2 separate regions of the Mus musculus genome follow, and region 1 is linked to region 2. The links are chromatin loops, found by intact Hi-C in ENCODE. Cell type or tissue: left cerebral cortex. All regions are shown on one strand. Links, peaks and the distances in the headings refer to the core of each region. The heading gives the core; the rest is flanking DNA. Region 1 has its middle 160 kb from the start of Gm22296. Region 2 overlaps Gm36754 (a long non-coding RNA gene).

Region 1 (9,037 bases), core at 802-8,801, 160 kb before region 2:
TCCTTTTGTCAGTGTATTTTGTTACAGCAACAGGGAAAAACTAAAACAAGGGTTAAAAGACTCAGAAGATAAAAATAAATTAGGTTCACATAGTGGAATTTTCCCTAATAAATAACGATTACAAGAAACCAATCACTGAGCGAGGAGGCGGGATTTTTGGGTCAGGCAGAGGAAGAGGGAACGCAGGAGAAAGAAACTTGCTTTTTGAACTGCTGGAACAAGGCAGATACCATGTAGGAAGCCAGAGTTAGTTCTAACATAGAATACTTTATAAAATCAAGTTCTGTGCCCAGCGATTGTGTTATCTGTTGACTCTAAACTAAGATTGTGTGGTGTTTTTCCCTCACGTGGCAACTCAACTGGGTTCCAGAGAAGGGTAACTGTGGCAGTGTGTGGGTTTACAAGAAGTGCACCCAAGCTAGCCATAGGCATTTGAAAGTGCGGGGTGGGCTTGGCAGCAGATAGGCCTGTGGTAGTGGTGCACACCCTTAATCCCAGCACTGGGGAGGTAGAGGCACTTGGATATCTGAGGTGAAGGCCAGCCTAGTCTACAGAGTGAGTTCCAGAAAGCCTGGGCTACACAGTGAAACCCTGTCTTGAAACAACAACTGTGGCAACAACAACAAAAGAAAACCAAGAAACAAACAAAAAGTCTAGAGATAAAGGAAACTTCTTCAATTTGAAAGTCTATTGTTGAGATTTGGTCTGTTGCTATGTTTTGTAATGCTAACTAATTCCTGTTAACCCCCCAGGAATGGGGAGGTTCTCTTGTAGACCCAAATGATGCTATGTAACCTTGCTCCCTAGTTACTCCCAATGGATGAATGAAGATGCCTACAGCCTGTAGCTGAGCAGAAGGGAGATACGCAGAGTTTTTGGTTCCTGGGCTTAGGGTCAGAGAATCACCATGAGGGGAAGAGGAAGGAGGTGCCATGGGGTAGGTGAGTCATGAAAATGTGGCCAATTGGAGTTAAGAGTGGCCCAGATGTAATGAGGCAAGTTGTAACTCGGGGTTATTGGTAGGCAAGTAGACATAATTGCATAGAAGGTAGATAACTGCCCATCTTTAGTGCTTTAATGACTTACTATAAACATAAAAGTTTTGTATCTTTTATCTGAGAACTGAATGATGAAAGGTGGGTAAACCCCACCCACCCTGATTGAGATTAATATTTAAAACAATTTGTGTCTTCAAAAAAACTACAGTAAGGGAGATGGTTGTCAGTAAAGTGGTTACCACATAGGCACATGGATCTGAATTCTATCCCCAGAGACCACATAAAAATCCGTGGTATTAAGGTGTGTGTTTGTAATCTCAGTGTTGGGGAAACATAGACAGACACATCCCCATGGCTCACTGACCAGCAGATTATCTAGTGAGAGTCTGTCTTATAACATGTAGGTGGATAGCTGTGGTAAAAAACACTCAGGGTTGTCCCCTGGGCTCCATATATATGCATATACATGTATATGAGCACTAGTCTACATGTGTGCCTGTGTGCATGCATGCACACACATAAACACATGTCTCTGACAAAATCATACTTAATAGGTGAGCTAGTGAATGGTTTCTCTTTAATATGAGGTTTAAGGCTGATGTTTGCTACCATTTTTTAAATTTTATAACATTTTAATTAACTTTCTTTTGATAATTTCATACACATATACAATGTATTCTGATTACTGGTCCCTACATTTGTCTCACTTCCATCCCGGTCAAAACTCCTTCCACGTCTTTCCCAGTGTCTTTCCCGGATTTGTGGTTTTTGGTTTTATTTTGTGACACATTTTGCTTAACCAGGGTCAGCTTTGTGACCATCAGATTTGTGCTTTTCATTGGATCCAGGTTGGTTCATCAGTGGGCACACAACTAGAGGCAATGATTCCCTTCTCCACAAATCTCTCAGTAATAACCATCAGTGAGGGGCAGCTCCCTTCCCCATGTCCCTCCTCCAACCATGCCTGTTGATAGGCATGTTCTTTGTTTAACAATTTTACTTCTTTTAGTTTTAAAAATTATGATATGATTCAATTGTTTTCTCCTCTTTTCTCCCTCTAAAGCTCCCATATAGCCCTATTTGGTTTCTTTCAAATCCATGACCTTTTTTTCCCATTAATTTTTGTTTTATATGCATATACATTCTGAGATGCATAAATTAATCTTACTTAGTCTGTACTGTGTTACTTGTGTACATGTTTTCAGTGCTAACCATCTGGGATTGGATAACCAATTGGTGTGCTCTTCCTGGGAAGACTTTTTCCTGCTTTCATCATTCCTTAGTGGTCCTTTGAGTAGGGTTGGGGACTTGTGAGTTTTCCTTGTCTATTTTAGCATACCTGTTGTATTGTCCTTGTTCCACTCATGTTTAGGCAGCCATGTAGGTGAGACTTTATGGGTGTGGCTTCTGACATTACTAGGAGATAGGCTTGCAGCAAACTACTTGATCCTCTGGCTATTGCAATCTTTCCTCCCCTCTTCCACAATGTTCTGTGAGCATTAGATGCAGGAGTTTCTTTATGAATGTATCTGCTAGAGCTGGGTTATGAAATCCTGCATTTTGATTGGTTGTGGTTTTCTGTAGTAGTCTCAATGTGTTGCAAAGTAAATTTCCTTGATGAGGGGGGTGAAGACTTATCTTTGGGTATAAGGACAAATATTTAGGTTGTTAGGAATTATGCTGGTTTAGTAAAATGGTGGTAGTAGATTCTCCTCCAAGATCCATGACTTTACTAGCCGTAGGAAATTAACTAGGTTTCCTGTACCAGGCATGATTTCTGTCTTGTTGAACAAGTCTTAAGTGCAACTAGAGAACTGTTAAGTTCTTGACAAGGTATTTGAGTCACTGTTGTACCTTTAAGGTTAATGTGTCCTGCCGGTAATTTTTGTATTTCATAGGTGTTATAGCTGGGTAGGACTGTGGTGGCTTGAAAGCTTGCATAGTGTCTTCTGGTACCATGGAAGCTAGTCCTCAGGGAAGAGACTGTAGAGGAATTTTAAATCAGCAACATGGCTGTTCTCATCACATCCAAAGACCTTATAGGTCTGTGAGGTTCAGCTGGAATGTAGACATACCTCTGGTACATTCCTTGGTACATACCTCTGGCTGGAATCATTTGGCCCCCACCTTTAATTTCAAACAGTGATGCCAAATTGAGGGGAAGACAAAGTGAAGAATCAGAGAAAGAATTGACAGAAAGAGTCAGAGTTAAGATACACACAACCCTCAGGAGAAAAGCTATTTGAGAGCAGTGCAGCAAGAGGCAGTCAGTCAGTTCTGTTCAGTCAGTTGAACTCAGTGCAATGGAGTTGAGTCAATCAGTGGGGAGTCAGTGCAGTGAGTTCAGTGCTGTGGAGTTGAGTTTGTTTGTGAGTTCAGACTGTGTAGTGGCATGGAGGCAGTTGAAGTCAGAGAATAAGGAGCCAGAAGATTAGACTAGATTGCCAGAGTTAGTTTGAGGCCAAGCAGAGTAATTTAGTCAGAAGCTGAGAGAAGTCAGATTAAGTCAGTCAGCTTGGAGAATAATTTGAGCCAGAACAGCTGAGTTGAACCAGCCAGCCAGAGTTCAGAAAGAATGAGCTATTCAGCAGTAAGGCTGTGTGATGGAAATTACATCAGGTGAATAAAAGTTACTTTTACAGAAAAATTTCAGGTCAATTCAATCTCTGAGTCCTTATAAGGCCATGAGTCTGAGGTACATGGTTTCTTCTACCTCTGGGAGGCAATGAAAGGCAATAACAGTAGTCTATAATATTTTTTATAGTCTCCTGGACAACCCAGAGCAACCACTTAAAAAAGGACTTTTCATGTATGGTGTTGAGATTTTTATTAAATTGTTTTTGACTCTTAGAGGGACCATTGCCAGCTCAGGTGAGAAAGTTCCATTTAAATAATATATGTTTATTTATATACAGACTTATGTGTATTATAGTTTTTTTAAAGGTAAATGGTTAATAGTATGTTTTTAATGATTTTCAGATATCCTTATGTCTATTTTACCCTCCTCCTTTCTTCTCTATTTACCTCCTTCTCCCTTCCTAAAAAGCTTCCTTCCTTCCCCCATTTCCATGATCAGATAACTGTACCTTGCTCTTGTCTTTATTGCTACCCAACTCCCCACACAAGCAGTGGTGCCTGAAGGGCAATCTCCATTTTGCTTTCAGACTCCATTTTATGATTAACTTGCCCTCTGAATGAACTCAGCTCTTGGAAAAAAAAACCTCAACTTGTTTTAGGAACCATAGCACCCTGGTAACAATCACAATTCCTCCGAGCAAACAGCCACTTTACCCCTAACAAAAACCAATCAATTCTTAAGGGGAAAGTACCTAATGTTTCAAAGTATATTGATAAAGCAACCATTGTTCATACCAAGCTGAAATCATTACTAACCCATAGACATGCACCAAACAAATGTCAACCAATCATGTAACAGCCAAGCTGGGAAGTCCTTTACCCTGCTACAGCAACCATGATAAATAGGCAAGGCTTGTACCAGCTCAGGACCTTTCATAGCATCTATGGTGCTGGAGAGATCAGAGGTTCTAAGCTGGAGACTGAATAAAGACTCTTTGCTTTTGCATATGAGTTGGACTCCTGGTGGTCTGCGAGGACCTCACAATCTGGGCATAACTGTACCTTTGTATTTTCCTGTTTTCTGTAGTTATTCAGGGATATGAACTCATATCTGAAGATTTGGAGTTAGGATCCTCAGAAGAGAGAGAACATTAGATGTTTGTCCTCATTATCTCAGTCTGGATTACTCCCCCTCAATCTATTTTTTAGTTCCTTACATTTACCTGAAAAAGTTCAGAATTTTTGTTTTCTTTTTATCTTAATCGTATTCCATTGTATATGTGTTCCACATTTTTATTATCTATTCATCAGTTGAAGGGCATTTAGGTTCTTTCCATTTTCTAACTATTATGAACAGAGCTGCAATAATATGACTGAGAAAGTATCTGAGGAGTAGGATGTTGAGTCTTTGAGCATACACCACATGGTAGTTGTAGTGTCATCTTTTTGAGAATTCTCCCCATTGGTTTCCATAGTGGCTGTACCAGTTTACAATTCTAACAGTGGATTCCTTCTTCCCCCTCCATACACCCTCCAGTTGTTTTGCTGATCTTTACCATTCTGACTGGGATAATTTTTTTCTCTTCCATAATTACTAGGGAATAGGAATATTCTTGTGCAGCCTAGTGCAGATAAAACTAAACATGTGAAGAGACATTTCATTTGCAGGTATTGAAAAGCTAAATATTTTAAAGATACAAATTCTGGCGAGATGGTGAGATGATTAGGTGGGTAAGAGCAACACATGATCTATAAGCATAAAGGGCTGAGTTCAAATTCCCAGCACTCATGTGAAAAGCTAAGCATAGTTGTAGTACCTATATTCCAAGCACTATGAGGCAGAAACATGCAGATTCTGAGAGCACTCTGGATAGCCAGACTAGACAAAATGCCTAACTTCCAGTTCCAGGAGAAAGTCTATCTCTCGGTAATAGGTAAAGAGTGATAAATGAAGACACCAGCTTTCTGCTCTAAGCTCTCTTGTAAATGCATAGGCATAAACACTTGCACACCTAATACATGTACAGAGCACAAATACTTGCACATTCATATATAGGCACACACGAACAACACACACACACACACACACACACACACACACACACACACACACACACACACACACACCTATAAATTCCCCCAAATTTATCTATAGACTGAATACATTCCCAGATAACATTGCTGTAAAATAGAGCAAATTGAAGTTACAGTTTTAGATACAGAGCTGTGACATCCAAGGAAATCTTGTTGAGTACTGGGATGCAGCCAGCTGTTTACAGTCCTCAGCTACAGAGAGCTGCCTTGCCTAGAGTCACATCTTTCTAGGGAAGTCTACACTCAGAAAGAATGATCAAAAGCTCATGGCTGTTTTGGTCCCAACTGAGTTTATCTTGGCAGTATTCAAAGCCAGGACCTGGGAGGGGACTGGTTGAGGAATGAGTACAAAAGCCTCAGATTAAACCATTAAAAAATTTTTTTTTACATTGGCAACATTTATCTACAATAATTCTTTATTTTGTGTGGCTTTTCTATATTTATATTTTAGTTTATGATAAATACCTTGTATCATATGCAAATGTCAATTCAAGGTGGATTATAAATTTAAATGCCTAAATGAAAAGCTTCTGACTGTGTATAAGTAGAACCTTCTAGAAAACAAACAAACAAACAAACAAACAAACAAACAGATTACCTTCATGTTCTTAGGTGAATAAACATATTTGAATAGGACAGAAAAAGCATTGACTCTAAATGACTGTGTTGAAATTAAAGAATAAGGACAATATGGATAGAATTAAAATTCAAGCCAGAAACTTGCAGAAGATGTTTGCAAAATATATATATTGCATAATATGTATATATGTCTGTGTATATGTGTGTATAATTCATCCAAACTTACAAAACATGAACAACTTAAAGAGAGAAAATGGACCACACTCTTGACTAGGCACTTTATAGAACAGACCATCAAAAGGCCATCCACATATATTAAGATAGGCAATGCCTTCAGCTTCATAGGAAGAGAAGCCAAAACTACACTGACATGCCATTTTGATAAAAATACTTTTATTTCTAAATATTTACCAAAGGAAATGAAGGGCTACATGAATGAGGGTTTATATATGATGCTCACTGCAAAGTATGTTCTAAAGATTGAAAAAAATCATGTCATACTATTTAAAACAATACAATTTGGATTGGCTCCCAAATAAAAGCCAAAGTGGAGATAAAAAATGTTTCTGATAATGACTGTTGGTTTGAAGAACTGATGAAGCATAGCCCAGAGTGGGAGTTAAATCTTATCATTTCATATCATGTATGTCTTGCTTATTCACAAATGTGTACACTTCTTTCCCTTTTTTATGGGCTGTAGTCCTGAACATTGAACTCTAGGCAAGCCCTCTGCCACTGAGCCACACCCCCAATCTAGACTTGCATTCTAAGGAAAAAGGACAATGATTGGGAATGAGTGAACATGTATGATATGACTTCTGAGTTGGAAGAGGTACTGAAGGCCTCACTACAGAGGGAGAACTTTTATCATTACCCAGTCAAGTTTGCTCTGGCCCCACCCCTGGCTTCCTGGTGTTTCTGGAATTCTCTCCTCTCTAAATTATTTGGGTTTTGCCATGCCAATCTGGCTTAGAGTTTGTGCTAAATGATTTTGGACAATTTACATATGTTTATGGGCCTCATCTTCTTCATCTAAAAAGTAGATATAATATCTGCTAAATGTTAATGTTTTAAGCAGAGTTTGCAAAGGTCTGACTATGAGCCAGTACCTGGTAAAGTCAGTACTTTTCTTTTCATCCATGATAGGACTCTTCAGTTTAAATATATAGAACATATTGTTCTCTGGTTGCCTTATGTGTGGATAGCTAATTTAATGTGGCAGTTTCTAAATGTGTACATATCTGGTCATATACTGTTCTAGATTTTTTTTTGAAGGTAGATTCCTCCTCTTCCTTTTCCTTTTCAGGTGAGATTAATCTTCAAATCAGCAGGTTTTACATAAAGTAAGTTAATGTAGGGGGGCCTCATCCAAATCAACAAAAATTCCCAATCTTTAAAAAGGTTGTCTTTCCTCAGAGAGAAGGGTGCTCTGAGAGCAGGTGGCTGGCAGACTCAGATTGCAGCTCTTCTTTGGACTCCCAGCCTACGGTCTGGCCCTTTCAGAATGTGAGCTCTTCAGGCTCCATGATAGGTCAAGCCAGTTCCTTAAAACAAACCCCTCTGTGTACATACTCTTTAGTTCTTAAGAGTAGCCTGATGAAAACAACCCACAATGTCCACAAGATCAAAAGAAGAGTTAGGAGGTGGAACTCTGTGCTGAGTGGTGGGTGTGTCAGCCTCCCCTCTTATCCATATCTGGTGTCTGGCACACAATATGTTTATTGTTACTTTTGGAATAGATAACTACATGCACAATGAACTAACTTTACAAAGGGAAGTTTAAAGAAATGGGATTTAATTGTAGATTTATTTCAAAATAAGAGTGTCTACCTTTAAATTTCCTTTTTGATTTGTTACTAAATCTTTACAGGGAAAGCATATGGGTTTGTGGAGCTTCTATAATAAATAATAACAATCAGAAGTTGAGGCTTTGCACATTAGTTAGAATGTGAGAAGAGAATGAGTGTTCTCTACACTTGGCACTGGAAATAGGCCATGCACATTACAGAAGCAGTTCTACTTAAGTACCAGCCATGTTCTCTTGATGGTTCTCCAAAACAAACAAACAAACAAACAAACAAACAAACAAGATTATCTATCTATCTATCTATCTATCTATCTATCTATCTATCTACCTACCTATCATCTATCTACCTATCATCTATTTTTCTATTGTCTTTTTTTGGGGGGGGGGCAAAGTCTTACTGTGTAGCTTTATATGATCTAGTATTTACCAGGCTGTCCTTGAACTCTACATATTTTCCTGTCTCTGTCTCCCAAGTGCTGGGGTTAAAGGAGTGCATCACCATGCCCATCCTCTAGTAGTCATTTTGTTTTCAGGAATGAAGAACCAACGGGGAAAGGGAATGAGAAACTCTACTCCCCAAAACCCTACAGAAGAGGGGAAGCTAACGGTGTTGAAGATACCAGGAGAGCACAGCCCATAGAATCATCTAAACAGGGCTTATAGAAGCTCGCAGAGACTGAAGTGGCAACCACAGAGCCACAGAGCTTGCATGGGTCTGCACTAGGCCCTCTGCATACATGCTGTGGTTGTTTAGCTTGGTGGGGTTTTTCTGGGGGGAGGGACTCTGAACAGTGGGAGTCGGGGGTGTTGTCTTTGACTCTCTTGCCTGCTTGTGGGGCCCCTTTCCTCTTACTGGGTTGCATTGCCCAGCCTTGATATGAGGTGTGTGCTTAGTCTTATTAGACTTTGTTATGGGATGTTCAGTGGATATTATTGGGAGGACTACTCTTTCCTGAAGGGAAATGGAGGAGCAGTGAATCTG
Region 2 (9,037 bases), core at 692-8,691:
GAGGGAGAAGGACAACAATCCACCCATAAAACTTTCTATCCAAAATTTGTCCTGTCTAAAAGAAATGCAAGGACAAGGATGGATCAAAGACTGAAGGAATGATCCACCAATAACCAGAACAACTGGAGACTCATCCCATGAGCAAGCAACAACCCCTGACACTATTAATGATACCCGAGTGTGCTTAGAGACAGGAGCCCAGCATAACTGTCCTCTGAGAGGTTCTACTCAGCAGCTCACTAAAACAGATGCAGATACCCACAGCCAGACTTTGGATGGAGGTCAGGGACCCTTGTGGAAGAGTTGGGGGAAGGATTGAAGGCCCTGAAGGGGATGGGAACCCCACAGGAGGACCAACAGAATCAACTAGCCTGGACCTCTTGGGGCTCTCAGAGACTGAGACACCAATCAAAGAGCATATATGAGCTAGACAGAGGCCTGCAACACACATGTAGCAGAGGGCTGCCTTGTCTTGCCTTAGTGGGAGAGGATGTGCCTAATCCTGCAGAGACTTGATGCACCAGAGTTGGGGGATACCCAGGGAGGCACCGACCCTCTCAGAGGTGATGGGGGAGGGACTCTGTGAGGGGAAGACTGGGAGGAAGGGCAGCAATTGGCATGTAGATACATACATGCATACATACATACATACATACATACATACATACATTTTTTAAAAAGAAAAGGGCTATGATTCCCCTTCCATTTGAAAACTTTGGCCATTCCTTTTGTTTAGAAACCCTTTAGCTCTTTCTTCTTTTACCACCTCTATAATCTTGCTACCTTGACTCTTCTTTCCCATTTTGTATCAAATAATATCTTTCTTTCTTTCTTTAACCATGTTTTCCAACCAAAGCTCAGAAAAACACTCCATTAGGCCATGGTTTCTCCTCTCCCACGTAGGAATAGGATGCTGGATCTCCATCTTCATTATAAAGCCTTCCAAGGTCTCCCTTTCTCCCCTGTTTTTCAATCATCCTCTTGCTCAATATTGAATCTCTCCAGTTCACCTTGACCCCTTTAACATAAAAAGTTCAGAGAGATTGTGGCTCTCATGTCAGAGTCTGGTTTTCAACACCACATATTAAATCTGACTTTGGTGTATAGATCACCATATATACAATCAATTAATCTCAAAAGAAAAAAATTAAAGTACAACCAGCCTCCCCCTTTTAATACCCTCTCACCTTAATTTCAATTCATTGACTATTGGCCATTAACCCTTTTAGAAAGGAACACCAACTCAGCACTTCTGTGCTGAATTATCTTTGACTTTCAATCCAAACTGAACCATTTACTGAGCAAGCGGGGAGGGAAACGTTAAAAGCAAAAGCTATTAAAGAATTATAGACTTAAGAAGCCACACAGTACCTGTGAATTTGCTCTGTAGTCGAAGAACTTATAAAATTGTACACACATTAGGAGCAAAGTTCCCGCCCAGCATGCATTGATTTAATGGCCTAAGACCCAGTAATGTAAAGTATGAACTCGGTTGTTAGGGCACATTTGGTTGTTATCCTCTCTTCCTTAATAAGACAGGGTTTAAAAATATGCTACTGTGCATACACAATAGCTGCTTTGCACCTACGCTTTTATCTGTGAAGAAATTATTCTCTTTGGTGAGAGATTAAAATAAATGCATAACAGCTTGTCAGAATCACTAATCCCAGTAAACTCTGAGAAAATTCAGCCTTTGAAAAAGTCTTCTCAAACTTTGACCTCAACTATAAACACTAATAAAATTTATTTCTTCTTGGAATAGGCAATGAGAAAAATGTGGCAAATGTCCCCTGCCCCCATCCTCCATACACAGGTATGCCCGGTTGGTGCTGGGTGAAGCCAGTGCATACATTACTGCTCAATATGATTCCAGATAGGGATGAATTGGAAGGTGTTTTAAACCAAATTGGGAATGAAATCAGGTTGATGTTTTGAGTGGAGTGAGTGGTAGACGGGAAGTAAGTGGGTACAGGCTGGGTCTGATAGAAAGGATTTCTGCAAAAGTGAGGGCTGGTATTGGGGCCTCCTCTGCCATATGTTAGTCTCAGGAAACGTGAGTTTGTTAGATGGTTTTGGAAGTCTTCATGTTTTGGTTTGGTTTGGTTTTTTCTCACTTAATTTCTTGTTTCTATCTTGGTTGTTCTCTTTGTCTTTGCTTATTGACTTTGGAATTGTGAATCTCAGGGAATCTCCAGCCAGAATCTTTCACTGATGAAGTCTCAGCTTTAAAGCATGAACGAAGAATAAGGAATTGTGTCCTAAATGTATCACCAACCCTTGACACATATTTTTCTAATAACTCAGATTATTCCCACTAGTCTTTCCTGATAACAGCTGGCCCTAGTTTCTTTTAGAATCCTTTCTAATAGTATGGCTTCATACAAAAGGAACTCTGCATACACACGTACTCCCCCGCTTCTCTTTCTGAGTATGTGTGTGTTGTGTACATGCTTGGAGGCTGAAGGTCGATGCTGAGTGTCTTTCTCTATTACTCCCCACCTTATTTTGTGAGACAGGGTTTCTTGCTGTTTTGGCTCTACTGGCTGGCTATCTGCCTCTGCTCCTCCAGTGTTGGGATAACAGACACATGTCACCATGCCTAAGTTTTATGTATGTGCTAAATATTGAAAGTCAGGTCTTCACACTTTGCAGCAAGCACTGTAATACTAGGCTACCTCCCCTACCCACACAAAAGGAATTGGTTACAAGTCACATCTTGATGCCTCCTGGGGAGATTAGCATGCCCTATTTAAAATCACAAAATCTAGCTTTCAGATCGATCTGAGAGTCATATGGGATAATTAAAATATTTGAGAGCTGAATATGACCTCAGAGAAGCTGCCACTAATAATCACCTTGAGAAGGAAACCAAAGCCTCTGTTTGCTTAAAAAGACCAGCTACTCGCTGTGACTTCAGCCAGAGGTCCCTCCACTGCCAAATTGTCAGATATTCAAGTGTCAATGGCAGCTACTTCCTTTCCCCACAAATCCCAGTACTACCTACTCTTGCAACTTAACCTGAATGCCATTCCCATTTGTTTTTGTTTGTTTTGCTTTTTGTTTCTCTCTCTCTCTCTCTCTCTCTCTCTCTCTCTCTCTCTCTCTCTCTCTCTCTCTCTCTCTCTTTCTCTCTCTCTCTCTCTCTCTCTCTCTCTCTCTCTGTGTGTGTGTGTGTGTGTGTGTGTGTGTGTGTGTGTGTGTGTGTGTAGCTATGGGTACTAATGTTAAATGTCAGAGATGAAGGGAGGGGGCAGAGGAAGAATGCACTGATCAGAAGCACACAGTCATGTAAATGCTGCATTCCATTCCTTTCTTTTTAAACAAAAAATATTTATTTTTCTTATTTTTTACATGTGTACCTGTGCAGACACATATGCCTGGGTATGTGCATGTGAGTGCAGGTGCCTACAGAAGCCAAGGGTATTGGATTCTGTGGAGTTGGAATTATAGATGATTATGAGCTGTCTAATATGGGTTCTGAGAATCAAACCCTGGTTCTTAGAAAGGCACCTGAGCCATCTTTCTAGCCCCACTATTCTTTTTGTATAACATGGTTTCCTTAAAGTCATTTCTCTGAGTATAGGATCTAAGCCAGTCCCTACACCCAATACCATACCCTATGTGACTCTTGTAGTAGCACTTCCTGGCCTATTCTAGTCCAGCCATTGACAAACTTCTGAGTACTGCTTAGCCATGTGGAAAGTATAGTATGACATGGTTTCCTGCCCTTGGAACAGAGCTAGCAGAGTGTGGGCTTCCACCAGTGTTAACAGTTGCTAGGTATAAAGTTTATTTGTATATTTTACTTTGTGTTCCTCCTTCAGGGCAATGTCCTCTTTGCCAAGATAAATGACTCCATGATCATCAGAGACAACAGGAGTCCAGGAGGTGAGGGTGTGTCTAATGTCTCAGCAAAATGATAGAATGCTGTGACCTTTAGGACAGCCCTTAGGGCTGTGGGAAAGAACTCTGAAATAATGAGTTTAAAAATATATAATTTCTCAGCTACTCAAAATATGAAGATGCAATATTAATTATACGAGGAGCTTCACAGACAAAGAACAATGGCAGCAGCATTATGAGCCAGCTTGTCAGAAAGATACAAATGCAGGCATGGTCCTGAGTTCAAGGGCAACCTGGGACAGAGCTAATTTAGCTCCAGGCATGATCATAATGGTAATCTCAGGATGGTATCCCACCCAGCTACGTTTGTTGTTTGTGCTTGTAGGTCCAGGAAGATCTCTGATTTCATTTGCTATTGTTTTGTTTTGTTTTGTTTTGTTTTGTTTTGTTTTGTTTTGTTTTGTTTTGTTTTAAGTGTACTTGTTGTCTTCTAAGAATCAAGGGGCTGGGGTCTTAGAGTACTGATTCATGGGATGGTTAAGATGGAACCTGGAGTAAATGACTGAATTGATACGTAAATAAAAGACCTGGCTTTTGGTCTGCATGAGATGTGCTAGCAGAAAGTGATAGCAGTTCTTTTTTAGAATTTTTTTCCTAGCAAGAGCTAAGCTGTCTGGAGATCTCTGGAGAGGGAACATATCTATTTTAGCATCTTTCCTAGAACATCCAAGATTTTTTTTTTTAATAGGAGTTTTTCTGACTCTGGTCAGAAAACCCATGAGCTACCCAGAGAGCTTTTAGAATTTTTTTTTTCTAGCAAAAGAGAGCTGTCTCAAGCAGAGAGAGCTATCTAGAGCAGAAAGCTATCTTGAGCAGACTACAGAACCAAGAGCTAGCAACAGAGAGCTGTCTAGGGAGCCATCTCAAGCAGACTACAATGCTGTCAGCTTGTGCCCATGATTTGACTTTGAATCATTTTTTTTATTCACTCCCAAACACCCCTTACTCAGGGCCCCTGACAAAGCTGAGTCTGGCCCTTGGCACCAAACTTTAATGTTCACTGTGAACCAGAGCTTTGATTCAACAGTTCTTCTGGGGGACTGAGTTCATTCCTTTAGCAGGGTTTCGGATGCTGTCACCAGTGCTGCTACTGATCTAAGGCCAGTTTTTGTTTTTGTTTTTGTTTTTGTTTTTGAGATGTTAACCCTCAAACTGCCCTCCAAACTCTCAGCTCAGAAGCAATGCTAAACCCTTCTTTAGGAATGGGTTGCCATTGACTGATCCTGACATATGATAGATTAGCCAGGAAGGAAGGAAGGAAGGGGAGTATATAGAAGCTATGAGGAGTGCAAGAGAGGAAGAGAAGGAAATGGGAGAGGAGAGAAGGACAGAGAAAAGGGGGAAGAGGAAGGAAGGAGAGAGGAGGAGAGGAGAGAAAAAGAAATGAAAGAGGAACAGAAGAAAAGACACAGGATAGTTGGTAAAGGCTCTCAAATCTCTCTTTTATTTTTAAACTTTGTAACATTTGTTTTATGTGTATGTAGATTGTGTGTGTGGTTTGTGTGTGTGTGTGTGTGTGTGTGTGTGTGTGTGTGTGTGTGCTCATGTGCATGCGGATGCACATATACATGGTGCACTTGCCTGGGACGGCCAGAGGGTGATGTCCATTGTCTCTCTATTGATCTCCACCTCATGTTTTTCAAGATAGAGCTTGGAACTCACCAGTTAGCTGACTGAGTGAGTTGGAGCTTGGAACTCACCAGTTGACGAGTGAGCTCCAGGCATCTGCCTGTCTTGACTCTTCTCCCCAGTGCTAAGGTTACAGATGCAGACCACCAAGCGGGTGCTAAGATTCTGAATGCAGATCTTTGTGCTTGTGCAGTAGGCACCTCCCCCAGAGTTTCATTATCTTTCCCTTTAATTGGGCCATCAGCTTCTTTTATATTTAAGAAGTCTTGTCTTGTTCATATAAAGACAAAGACACAATTACAATCACGTTTTGCCTTTTTTTTTCTTCTGTGTGTTCCTTGCAGCATCAGAGGATGCTGTATACAAATGAAAATCCCATTAAATGCCTCAGCACCATTCATAAAATGAGTGAACAGAGATATTATGGAAGAGAAATCTATCCCCGGGAGGAGCAGAATAAAAGAGGGGAAACAAACCCAGCTGAAGCTGCCATATGTCCAGAGATGATTCTGTGTCACACCATGTGGTTTACCCACGAGGATAAACTCTGGCTGCCAAATTTTACACAGAGAGGCATGAAATTGATTTCCGATAAAGACTGGTCTAGGAGTGTAGAAGGTAAGAAATGGTGAGCTTAATGCAGAACACGAGGGTGGTGTGGACTACAAATACCAGCTGACAGATTCATTTGGCGACAAATTGCCGAGATTGGCTTCTCTTATTTCCAACGAGAGTTAGTGCAGCAAGCCCTTCTGGAATTTCATTATTATTTCCTGACTGAACTTATCAGAAGCGTTTGTAAATTGAGGGAAAAGGGAGGCAAGCCTCTCCAGTGTGCTTTCTGAAATACATGGAACTTAACTTACCTTTTCTCTGGCCTCCACTCTATTGCAAGGCATCATCAATCTTTGGGGCAACAGTGGTGATTTGCAGTGACAGCTAAAAATACACATGGAAAAAGAAGTAAATAGGAAAAGTACTTAATGTTTGTGAGGAATCAATGAAACTACCACAATTTCACATTTTGGTTTTTTTTTTTTTTTTTTTTTTTTTTTTGAGGGAACAGACGCAATTCACTCTAAACTCAGACAAATGAGTTTATCTAAGGAAAATCACAAGCAAACAGCCGAAAGCCTGATATTGTTTATTTCTTTTGGACTGGACAAACTCTTCTCTACAAACAAGTAAAACCTGCCGAAACAACAAGTTAATAAGAACAGAGATCACACAGGGCCCAGTCCTCAGCTCAGAGGTCAACATCTGATGCCACACTCAGCAAGCTCTATTGTTCCTGTCAGAGTCGGAGTTTGGGACTAGACTGGGTTTTTGTGATAAATAGTTTTTCAAAGATCTCTTGGGTTCTTGGAAACCAGGAGGAGAATACAGTCACATGTGGAAAGGACAGATACAATGGCACGTCCTACAGGGTTCTCCCTTTTCCATCCCCACAGGAGGGTCCTGTCAGCAGGGTCCTGCCACAGTTTCTGGCATTGCAGGCACAACTGCCTGAGCCTTTGTTATCTTTCCTTTATGATTAGGGAGGAAGACTTGAGCATGTATCATATCAATGGGTTTTAACATCTGTTTGTATCAATTCTGCAAATTACTTCTTCATAGAACTAGAGTTGGAGTCACAAGTGTGGTTGCAGACGGGCCTTGATAGACAGACTCCGACTAACTGCCAGCTACAGGACAGCCATCTAGAACACCAGAAATACTCGAATATTTATTACAGGAATGAAGCTCCTTGGTAATGTACGTGAAAGGTGTTCTGGAGAAGCCAGGCCTGAGAGTCCAGGACTCCCACTCCTTCTATTACTGTGAAACTGGTCTCTGGTACCGATCTAAAAGTCTCTTAATTTTTAAACTAACCCTTTAAGCAGCATATAATTTACTAGAGGAAAAATGCTAATTTTTTTTATCAGTAGACATCCACTATTGATGCAGCTTCATAAACCTAGAATATACCTTTAACTGTTTTTCTTTTAATCAGGTTACTATCTAAATACTTAACAGCCAGAATGTCATTTTAGGCTTGGGTATGCATATTCCTTAGCAAAGGCAATTTATTTATTTTTAGCTTTCTTATCATTGGGCATTGTGGTTTGAGAGACATTAAATTTAGGCTATAAATGAGAGGAAAATAGTGAACGCAAGTTCATAAATTCTCAAGCCAAACACTAGAAAACAAAACTCACCATCACACAACTGTGTAAGAGGAGTCCATCACTGAGATGAGAGATGCTTCGTCATGTGACCTCATCAGCTTGCTGTGCCACATTAACGTGATGAAGGGCAAAAATAAAGACACACAAGTCATTTGGTGAAACTCCATGCAAGTTCATATTTTAAATGTGCAACAAACTAGCAAAGGAAAAATTGCTTCCATATAATAGAGAATATATGAAAATCTCAGAGTGAACATTATTCATCATGGCCAGAAAGGACTGCCTTCCTGAAAGATAAGGGGAAAGGGAAGGTGGCCACCACGGTCCTAAAAGTCCTGGCCAGAGTGACTAGGCAAGAAAATGAAATCAAAGATTTCTAGGGCAGAAGTAAAAATTGTTGGAATTAACACATGAGGTCAATTTTAAAGTAGTGGGATTCAAAATCAGAATTAAAAAAAAATGGTTGTGTTTCTAAGTATTTGCAACAAACCATTTGAAAGGGAAAGTAGGAATACGATATTAGAAATTAACTTAATGTTAAAGACTTATTCCCAGAAAATGGAAAACCATCAATGAGAGAAAATGTAAATAGACGGAAAACTATTTTATGTACATGGATTTAAAATAATGTTGTTGTTGTTTTTAAAGTCTATGCTTCCCAAAGTGATCTACAGATTGAAAGCAATCTCTGTCAAATTTCCAATCACATTTTTCAAATATAAAAAATGATTTTAAATTTTACATGAAGCCAAAGAAAATACAAAATACCAAATCAATCTCATAAAGATAAAACAAGGCTAACAAAGCTTTATATCAGATAAGGGGCTATATGCCAAAGTATAAGAGACTGCTTATAAATCAATAGCAAATACAACCTGTTTAACCCAGTATCAAAACAGCAACGACAAAAATCTGATTTAAAGCCGGGTGTGGTGGCTCACGCCTTTAATCCCAGCACTCGGGAGGCAGAGGCAGGCGGATTTCTGAGTTCGAGGCCAGCCTGGTCTACAAAGTGAGTTCCAGGACAGCCAGGACTATACAGAGAAACCCTGTCTCGAAAAACCAAAAAAAAAAAAAAAAAAAAAAAAAAAAAAAGGCTTTGAAGAAACACGACAAAGTCTGATTTATAAATGAGTTATGACTTTGAAGAAACATTTCTATAAGGAAGATATGACTGCCCAGTAATACTCTGCTTTCCCTTCAGGCTGTCTGGATTAGCTTCTTTTCAAATGAATGACTGATATATATATATATATATATATATATATATATACACAAGATGGTCTATGTCCCAAATCAAATATCAATACCACCCACTAGAATGGCTGCTATCAAAA

Evidence for each region. Hi-C counts contacts between places; a loop is a spot of excess contacts. Peaks named below come from ENCODE experiments on the same cell type or tissue, not always from the same donor. Only the 100,000 strongest peaks of a DNase experiment are listed, where the experiment ranks them.
Region 1: a loop joins it to region 2, with 2.2 times the contacts of the local background. A loop is called at or near these places in 4 of 42 quality-filtered maps.

What each region holds. Positions count from the first base shown.
Region 1 is chr12:56,069,708-56,078,744 of GRCm38, forward strand. No RefSeq gene overlaps it. Among named protein-coding and RNA genes, the nearest start is that of Gm22296, 160 kb to the left of the region's middle. In left cerebral cortex, for the core only: no CTCF peak of the experiment used is centred there; no DNase peak of the experiment used is centred there.
Region 2 is chr12:56,228,718-56,237,754 of GRCm38, forward strand. It overlaps Gm36754 (a long non-coding RNA gene), which reads right to left. Exons shown (of 3, transcript XR_381611.1): 2 at 7,731-7,802; 3 at 6,427-6,471. Among named protein-coding and RNA genes, the nearest start is that of Gm36754, 6.0 kb to the right of the region's middle. In left cerebral cortex, for the core only: no CTCF peak of the experiment used is centred there; DNase peaks (open chromatin) are centred at 4,692 and 6,082.